Linked DNA regions of Homo sapiens: region 2 is linked to region 1. Evidence: chromatin contacts called from ENCODE Hi-C or POLR2A ChIA-PET data. All regions are on one chromosome and are shown on one strand. Each heading gives the region's core, a stretch centred on a gene start or an enhancer-like site at or near the end of the contact. The rest is flanking DNA. Distances are from core to core; before and after follow the strand shown.

Region 1 (4,430 bases), core at 816-3,315:
TTTTTTTAAGAGATTGCATCTCACTATGTTGTCCAGGCTGGTCTCAAACTCCTAGCCTCAAGGGATCCTCCCGCCTTGGTCTCCTACAGTACTAGGATTACAGGCATAAGCCACTATGTCCAGATAGTTTATGAACATGTTCTAAATATATTCAGAGAAACTGTGTGGTTCATCTCAGGGGGCACCATTCACACTGCAGTCAATGAAATTAAAGGCACCCCCCACTTCCCTGTGAGATGTATACTAGCAACCGTGTTTTTTTTAATTGAGACAGGGTCTCATTCTGCCAACCTAGGCTGGAGTGCAGGGGTGTAAACATGGCTTACTACAGCCTCAACCTCCTGGGCTCAGGCAATGATCCCACCTCAGCCTCCCCAGCAGCTGGGACTACAGGTGTGTGCCACCACACCTGGTTAATCTTTAAATTTTCTGAAGAGATGGCGCCTCCCTCTGTTGCCCAGGCTCCTCATGAACTCCTGGCCTCTGCCTCCCAAAATGCTGGGATTACAGGCGGAAACTACCACGTCCAGCCTATTTATCTTATTTTGTTATTGTGAATGTGACATTTTCTTCCATTATACTTAAATTAGTTACTATTTGACAGAGAAAGTAGAGACAGTTATTGATGTTTGAATGCTAATTTTTTTTTTTTTTTTTTTGAGATGGAGTTCCACTTTGTCTCCCAGGCTGGAGCACAATGGCACGATCTGGGCTCACTGCAACCTCTGCCTCCTGGGTTCAAGTGATTCTCCTGCCTCAGCCTCCCACATAGCTGGGATTACAGGTGCTCGCCACCATGCCCAGCTAATTTTTGTGTTTTTAGTAGAGGTGGGGGTTTCACCATGTTGGCCAGGTTGGTCTTGAACTCCTAACCTCAGGTGATCTGCCCACCCTGGCTTCCCAAAGTGCTGGGATTATAGGTGTGAGCCACTGTGCCTGGCCTGAATGCTACTTTTTAAATCTGCTATATTACATTGTCTATTGTTTCTTTTTTTCTTTTTTAGAGATGGGAGTCTAGCTATATCCCCCAGGCTGGAGTGCAGTGGCACTATCATGATTCACAATGTAAACTTGAACTCCTGGCCTCAAGCAATCCTCCTGCCTCAGCCTCCTGATTAGCTGGAATTACAGGTGTATACCACCATGCTTGGCTTCTTATTGTTTCTTACAGTTCTTCAGTTGATCCTCTTAGATTTCCAACATCTAATCATATATAAATAATAATTTCATTTAAAACTTTTATGTACTATACTGTCACAATATTAAATAATGTGATCATGAATAGAATTTATGTTATGTCTTTTGACCTTAAGTCCAGTGCTCTTTTTTGAGTATATATTCAATCCACTAAATAGTTATTGAGCACCAACAATCTATAAAGCATTGCTATAGATGAGAAAGACATGGTAAAAAGAAAAATCATTCAGTGCCCACATTCATAATCTTTATTTATTTTTTTGAGATGAAGTCTCACTCTGTTGCCTAGGCTGGAGTTCAGTGGTGTGATCACAGCTCACTGAAGCCTCAAACTCCTGGGTTCAAGCGATCCTCCCATCTCAGCCTCCCAAGTAGCTGGGACTATAGCCATGTATCACCATATCTAGTTAATTTTTATTTATTTTTTGTAGAGATGGGGGCTCCTTGTGTTGCCTAGGCTGGTCTCCAACTCCTGGGCTGAAGTGATCCGACTGCCTCAGCCTCCCAAAGTGCTGGGATTACAGGCATGAGCCACTGTGCCCAACCTCATAATCTTTTCTTATCCCAACAAACAGATCTAGAGCCACAATAAAAACCCAGTTGATAATTCTTGCAATGTTAAAACCTATCCAGCAAATTCAATATTCTATCCTACTAAACTGAAATGTGACCATATGCAAAAATTATTCTCCAAGGACAGGAGTGTTTCGTTTTTGTTATTTTTTAGGAAGAGGGAAGCAGAATGAGCTGGGACTAAGGAAGTGAGTGAACAATGGGCATGCTAAGTAGATATTTACCTGAAAGCCAAATACATAAAATAAACAAGGGGCTGAATCTCCCCCGCTCAGAAAGCTAGAAGCAGAGCTTTCTGAAAGCATGAGTAATGTGACCTAAGGCAGAGTTTAACCTCAGGGGGAAGGTATAAGAAAAGAAAGCATGCATGAGCATATTTTTAAGTCTGTGAACTGCAATCGTGTGTAGCGAACAACCTAGTGAGATGAGACAGCAATGTAATAAATGTCATAATAAAGTTAAGTATTAACATAAGGTGCTAAAAGAGAATCTTTCTCAAAGGTGAGTCACTCATTTGGCAAGTGTGTATTGAGTACCTATTGAATGTCAGGCCCCAATCTACACACGACATGCCAAACAAAAATAGGCAGGATCCCTATTATAAGCTTACGGTCTACTGAGGGAGGTGGCTTTTATTTAAGAAAACATATAAATATGTGTGTGTATGATGTATATATTATTAGAAATTGTGCTAAGTGCTATACGGGAAATAATTCCATGAGAAAATAAGGTGACATAACTTACATTTGGGGCCTCAGGGAAAGCCTCTCTGAGAAGGCAGCCTTTAAGTTGAAAAGTGAGGGATGAATAAGCAGAGAGCATACCAGGCAGGAGTGATTTTTGGAGTGAAGTCTTCTGGGATGAGCGGCCTTCTATTCCCTCTGATGAACAGAGAGGAAAGGGAATCTCACTTATGCAAAAGCATGAAAGCACAGGTGTGACAGGTATGAGGAACTACAAGTTACCATAGCTCAGTAAGGGGACACGTGGACATGGAAACACCAGGAAAAGAGAAAAACAAAACGCAAAAATATGAAGAAGATGGAAGAGGAACAAACTAGAAATCCAATTCAGTATGTGTTGATTATTTACTATGTGCTTAGCAATATCTTAGGGGATTCTTAAAGCGGAAAAAGAATGGCTCCTCCTCTCAAGAAACTCGGAGTCTAAATGGGTAGATACTGACTGCATCCTCGACTAGATTCTTTTTTTTTTTCTTTTTTGAGACGGAGTCTCGCTCTGTTCCCAGGCTGGAGTGCAGTGGCGCAACCACGACTCACTGCAAGCTCCGCCTCCCGGGTTCACGCCATTCTCTTGCCTCAGCCTCAAGAGTAGCTGAGACTACAGGCGCCCGCCACCACGCCCGGCTAACTTTGTTTTTGTACTTTTAGTAGAGATGGGGTTTCACGGTGTTAGCCAGAATGGTCTCGATCTCCTGACCTCGTGATCTGCCCGCCTAGGCCTCCCAAAGTCCTGGGACTACAGGCGTGAGCCACTGCGCCCGGCCGACTAGATTCTTTTAATATCATAAACTGTGTTTTTGTTTTCCCAATCAGTAACTCCTAAAATGAATTTTTAAATTAACAAATGAATCTTACTTCCTGCCACAGGCCCCAGCTACTACTTTACAGCAATCTATGGCTAAAAATCACTGTTTTACTGGCTGCTTCTCAAAAGGCCAATAATGCTGATGAGGCTCTTCAGAGAGTGAGAAGTACTTTTTTTTTTTTTTTAAATCACCTCTTCATAGCCTCCTCCCAATAAGTACTTATAATTATATATAAGTAACAAGTTAATTTTTTCTTTACATATAGCATACTAGCTCTTTAAAAAATCTCATCTTTCCTGTTTCAGGATCTCAGATAGAAAAAAGTTAGGAACTGTTATTGAGGCTATTAAGCTTGAACGTCCTTGCTCTAATCTTTGCAAAGATAAAACCCACAATGCTCATTAAGCTGCTTGGATAAGCTGTTGTTTTACTTCTTACTGGAGGAGCTTAACAATGAAAAACAAAGCTAGCATGAGTTCTATCTACAAAAAGTGATGTCCTAATTTGAATTCAGTTCTAACATACTGTAATAATTCAATTAGTTCTGTGACTGAGGCAGAATGTCCCAGCCTTATGACAGTTCTCTTATTTTCTTCCTGTATTTTCCCTTTATTACTATGGTTTGGAACCCACATTTCAGTCTTATCCCTAGAGTCTAAGATAATTAAAATAGCACACATGGAGTTATATTTATTTGAGGGGGTAGGAGACAGCTGTGACTCTTTCAAGGCTGGGACTGGAGACAGTAAGCAATAGGCAGAGGTGTTTTGTTTTATTATATATATACACATACATTTTTTGAGTCAAGGTCTTGTTCTGTGGCCCAGGCTGGAATGCAGTGTTATGAACACAGCTCACTGCAGCCTCAACTTTCTGGGCTCAAGCGATCCTCCCAACTCAGCCTCCCGAGTAGCTGGGACTACAAGTGTGTGTTGCCACGCCTGGCTAACCTTATTTTTATAGAGACAGGGCCTTGCTATGTTGCCAGGTTGGTTGTGACCTCTTGGGCTCTAGCTATCCTCTTGCCTCGGCCTCCCAAAGTGCTGGGATTATAGGTGTGAGCCACCACACCAGCCATGTTTTGTTTTTAATTGGAGAAAGAAGCAATTCT
Region 2 (4,382 bases), core at 1,883-4,382, 280 kb after region 1:
TTTATAAGTTAATTCAATACAATTTCTATCAAACTCCCAAGGCCATTTTTTGGCTTGGGAGTTTTAGAATATAAAAATTTATTCTAAAATTCATATGGGATCTCAGGAGAACCTGAAAAGCCCCAACAAACCTGAAAAAGAACAAAGCTGGAGATCTCAAACTTCCTGAACTTAAAACTTAACTGCAAAAATGCAGTCATTGAAACAGTGTATTGGACTTGGCTGTGGTATGAAGAAATAAGAAAAAGAAGAGAACAGCATGATACATAAAAATAGACATAGAGACCGATGAAATCAATAGCCCAGAAATAAACCCTCTTATATAGTCAAGTGAAATTTTTTTTTTTTTTTGAGACAGACTGTCACTCTGTTGCCCAGGCTGCAGTGCAATGGCGTGATCTCGGCTCACTGCAACCTCCACCTCCTAGGTTCAAATGATGCTCCTGCCTCAGCCTCCCGAGTAGCTGGGACTACAGGCGTGTGGCACCACACCTGGCTAATTTGTGTATTTTTAGTAGAGACAGGATTTCGTGTTAGCCAGGCTGGTCTGGAACTCTTGACCTCAAGTGATTCGCCTGCATCAGCCTCCCAAAGTGCTGGGATTACAGGTGTGAGCCACCGTACCTGGCCCAGTCAAGTGATTTTTGATAAGGACGTGAAGATTGTTCCACAGGGAAAGGACAGTCTTTTCAACAAATGGTATAGGGGAAACTGGATATTCACATGCAAAAGAATGAAGTTGGACCCTTACCTAATACTACATTCAAAAATTAACTCAAAATGGCCGGGGCCTGGTGGCTCACACCTGTAATCCCAGCACTTGGGAGGCCCAGGCAGGCGGATCACTTGAGGCCAGGAGTTTGAGACTAGCGGGGCCAACATGGGGAAACTCTGTCTCTACTAAAAATATAAAAAATTAGCCAGGTGTGGTGATGCATGCCTGTAGTCCCAGCTACTCTGGAGGCTGAGGCATGAGAATCACTTGAACCCGGGAGGTGGAGGTTGCAGTGAGCCAAGGTTGCACCATTGCACTCCAGCCTGGGCAACAGAGCGAGGCTCCATCTCAAAAAGAAACAAACAGACAAAAAACTCAACAATGAAAAAACCCAATTCAAAAATGGGCAAAGGACTTGAATAGATGTTTCCCCAGAGAAGGTAAACAAATGACCAATAAGCATATGAAAAATGACCATCACTAATTATTAGGGCATGCATGTCAAAACTATACCCCACACCCATTAGGATGGCTACTGTCAAAAAAAAGAAAAAAAGGAAATAACAAGGGTTGGTAAGGATGTGAGAAATGGGAACCCTGGTGCATTGTTCACAGGAATGAGATGATGCAGCCAATACTAGAAAACAGTATGGTGGTTGCTCAAAAAAATTAAAAATAGAATTACCATATGATACCAAAATTCAGTCCTGAGTACAGTATGTACCCAAGATAATTGAAAGCAGTATCTCAAAGAGATGTTTGTACACTCATATTCATAGGAGCCTTATTCACAGTAGTTAAAATGGGGAAGCAATCCATGTGCGTCTATCAACGGATGAATGGATAAACAAAATGTAGTATGTACATACAAGAGAATATGAGTAAGCCTTAAAAAGGAAGGAGTTCTGATATGTGCTATAACACGGATGAACCTTGAAGATACTGTGTTAAGGAGATAAGCCAGTCAGAAAAAAGGCAAATACTGTATGGTTCCATTTGTATGAGGTATTTAGAGTATTCAAAATCACGGTAAAAGGAATCTGAGGAGATTAAAAAAAAAAGAGTAGTCAAAATCATAAAGACGGAAAGTAGAATGGTAGTTGCCAGGGGCTGGGGGGAGGGATGAATGGGGAATTATTGTTTAATAGAGTTTCAGTTTTACAAGATTAAATATTCGTGGAGATGGATAATGGTGATGATTGAAGAGCATTATGAATGTATTGAATACCACTGAAATGTATACTTTAAAAAGGGATACTGGTAATTTTACGTTATGTGTATTTTAACATTAAAAAATTGGGGGATGAGGGCTGGGCATGGTGGCCCACACCTGTAATCCCAGCACTTTGGGAGGCCAAGGCGGGCAGATCACGAGGTCAGGAGATCGAGACCATCCTGCCTAACACGGTGAAACCCCGTCTCTACTAAAAATACAAAAAAAGCGGGGCGTGGTGGCGGGCGCCTGTGGTCCCAGCTACTCAGTAGGCTGAGGCAGGAGAATCGCTTGAACCCAGGAGGTGGAGGTTGCAGTGAGCCAAGGTGGCGCCACTGCACTCCAGCCTGGTGATAGAGTGAGATTCCATCTCAAAAAAAAATTAAAATTGGGGCATGAGGGCAGGGTGCAGTGGCTCACATCTGTAATCCCAGCACTTTGAGAGGCCCAGGCAGGAAGATCCCTTGTGCCCAGGAGATTGAGACCAGCCTGGGCAATATAGTGAGACCTTGTCTCTACAAAAAAAAATTAAAATTACCTGGGTGTGGGGCACACGTCTGTAGTCCCAGCTACTTGGGAGGCTGAGGTGCGAGGATCGCTTGAGCCTGGGAGGTTGAGGCTGCAGTGAACTGTGATTGCACCACTGCCCTCCTACCTAGGTATATTTGTTTTTTGGTTTTTTTGTTGTTGTTGTTTCTTGTTTTTTGAGACAGAGTCTTGCTCTGTCGCCCAGGCTGGATGCAATGGCACGATCTCGGCTCACTGCAACCTCCGCCTCCTGGGTTCAAGTGATTCTTCCTGCCTCAGCCTCCCAAATAGCTGGGATTACAGGCATCTGCCACCACGCCCAGCTAATTTTTGTGTTTTTAGTAGAGACGGGGTTTCGCCATGTTGGCCAGGCTGGTCTCGAACTCCTGACCTCAGGTGATCTGCTTGCCTTGGCCTCCCAAAGTGCTGGGATTACAGGCGTGATCCACCACGCCCAGCCCTGTTTTTGTTTTTGTTTTTTCAACAGATGTAATTTCTGACTTGTATACCTTTTCAATCAAGAATATGTATGGACTGCAGCCTGATGAAGTTTTTCACTCCTTTAGTAATGTCCTCCTTGTTTTACATTTTCAAAGCCTGCATAGTTACAGATTCATTTGTTTTCAACGTTTCCCCAGGGGAAGACGGAATCTATCACTGTGGTGAAGCTGCTGAGCTGCTTTGATGACCTGGTGGCAGCAGGCACAGCCTCTGGCAGGGTTGCAGTTTTTCAACTTGTATCTTCATTGCCAGGGAGAAATAAACAGGTGAGTACTCATGATCTTAACACGTGTTAACTTCTTGGCACATTCCTCATGGATTTTTAAAATTAGAAATCCTCATCTGCTTAGAAAGTTTATGCTCAGAGAAAGCCGGGCACGACTTTCTCTGCCCAGGCTCATGCCTGTAATCCCAGTACTTTGGAAGGCCAAGGCGGGCTGATCACGAGGTCAAGAGATCAAGACCATCCTGGCCAACATGGTGAAACCCCATCTCTACTAAAAATACAAAATTTGGCCGGGTGCAGTGGCTCATGCCTGTAATCCCAGCACTTTGGGAGGCCGAGGCAGGCAGATCACGAGGTCAGGAGATCAAGACCATCCTGACTAACACAGTGAAACTCCATCTCTACTAAAAAATACAAAAAATTAGCCGGGTGTGGTGGCGGGTGCCTGTAGTCCCAGCTACTAGGGAGGCTGAGGCAGGAGAATGGCGTGAACCCGGAAGACGGAGCTTGCAGTGAGCGGAGATCACGCCACTGCACTCCAGCCTGGGCGACAGAGGGAGACTCCATCTAAAAAAAGAAAAAAAATACAAAAATTAGCTGGGCGTGGTGGTGCGTGCCTGTAGTCCCAGCTACTCGGGAGGCTGAGGCAGGAGAATCACTTGAACCCGGGAGGCAGAGGTCACAGTGAGCTGAGATTGTACCACGCTACTGCACTCCAGCCTGACGGAGCGAGACTCTGTCTCAAAAAAAAAAAAAATGCTCAGAGAAGCTTAACACTGTGCTGTTTATAATTGGAGAACATTTTTGTGCTGGGTTGGACACTTGGCATAAAGTACATGTGGGTCATTTCATTTTTGCTTAATATTCTCAAGGTATGCTCTCTGTGGGTTTTGAAGGTGACTAGACAGATGGAACTTTGTGCAGGGTTCTGCTTGGAAAACGAGATTGGGAAAACCAGCTCTTCCCTAACTAGGAGTGATTGTATACCTTTTCCATGTAGCCCCAGCTCACAGCATTTATCCTTTTTTTTTCTTGTGTATATTTTTATCCCTTGTTCATAGCTTCGGAGATTTGATGTCACTGGTATTCACAAAAATAGCATTACAGCTCTGGCTTGGAGCCCCAATGGAATGAAATTGTTCTCTGGAGATGACAAAGGCAAAATTGTTTATTCTTCTCTGGATCTAGACCAGGTAAAA

Evidence for each region. Hi-C counts contacts between places; a loop is a spot of excess contacts on that map. ChIA-PET counts read pairs that join two places held with the same protein, here RNA polymerase II (POLR2A).
Region 2: a loop to region 1 is called in a map of breast epithelium, with 17 times the contacts of the local background. The contact joins two enhancer-like sites. A Hi-C loop is called at or near these places in 1 of 168 maps with a recorded cell type or tissue (breast epithelium). POLR2A ChIA-PET finds 5 or more read pairs at or near these places in 2 of 52 experiments (T-cell and activated CD8-positive, alpha-beta memory T cell).

What each region holds. Positions count from the first base shown.
Region 1 is chr14:102,123,551-102,127,980 of GRCh38, forward strand. It overlaps a transcript of HSP90AA1 not described here. Among named protein-coding and RNA genes, the nearest start is that of WDR20, 14 kb to the right of the region's middle. Within about 2 kb of position 2,066, at least 3 of the 41 ENCODE cell types and tissues checked have a DNase peak (open chromatin) inside an H3K27ac peak, as active enhancers do.
Region 2 is chr14:102,404,244-102,408,625 of GRCh38, forward strand. TECPR2 (tectonin beta-propeller repeat containing 2) reads left to right here. Exons shown (of 20, transcript NM_014844.5): 3 at 3,095-3,223; 4 at 4,245-4,376. Among named protein-coding and RNA genes, the nearest start is that of TECPR2, 43 kb to the left of the region's middle. Within about 2 kb of position 3,133, at least 5 of the 41 ENCODE cell types and tissues checked have a DNase peak (open chromatin) inside an H3K27ac peak, as active enhancers do.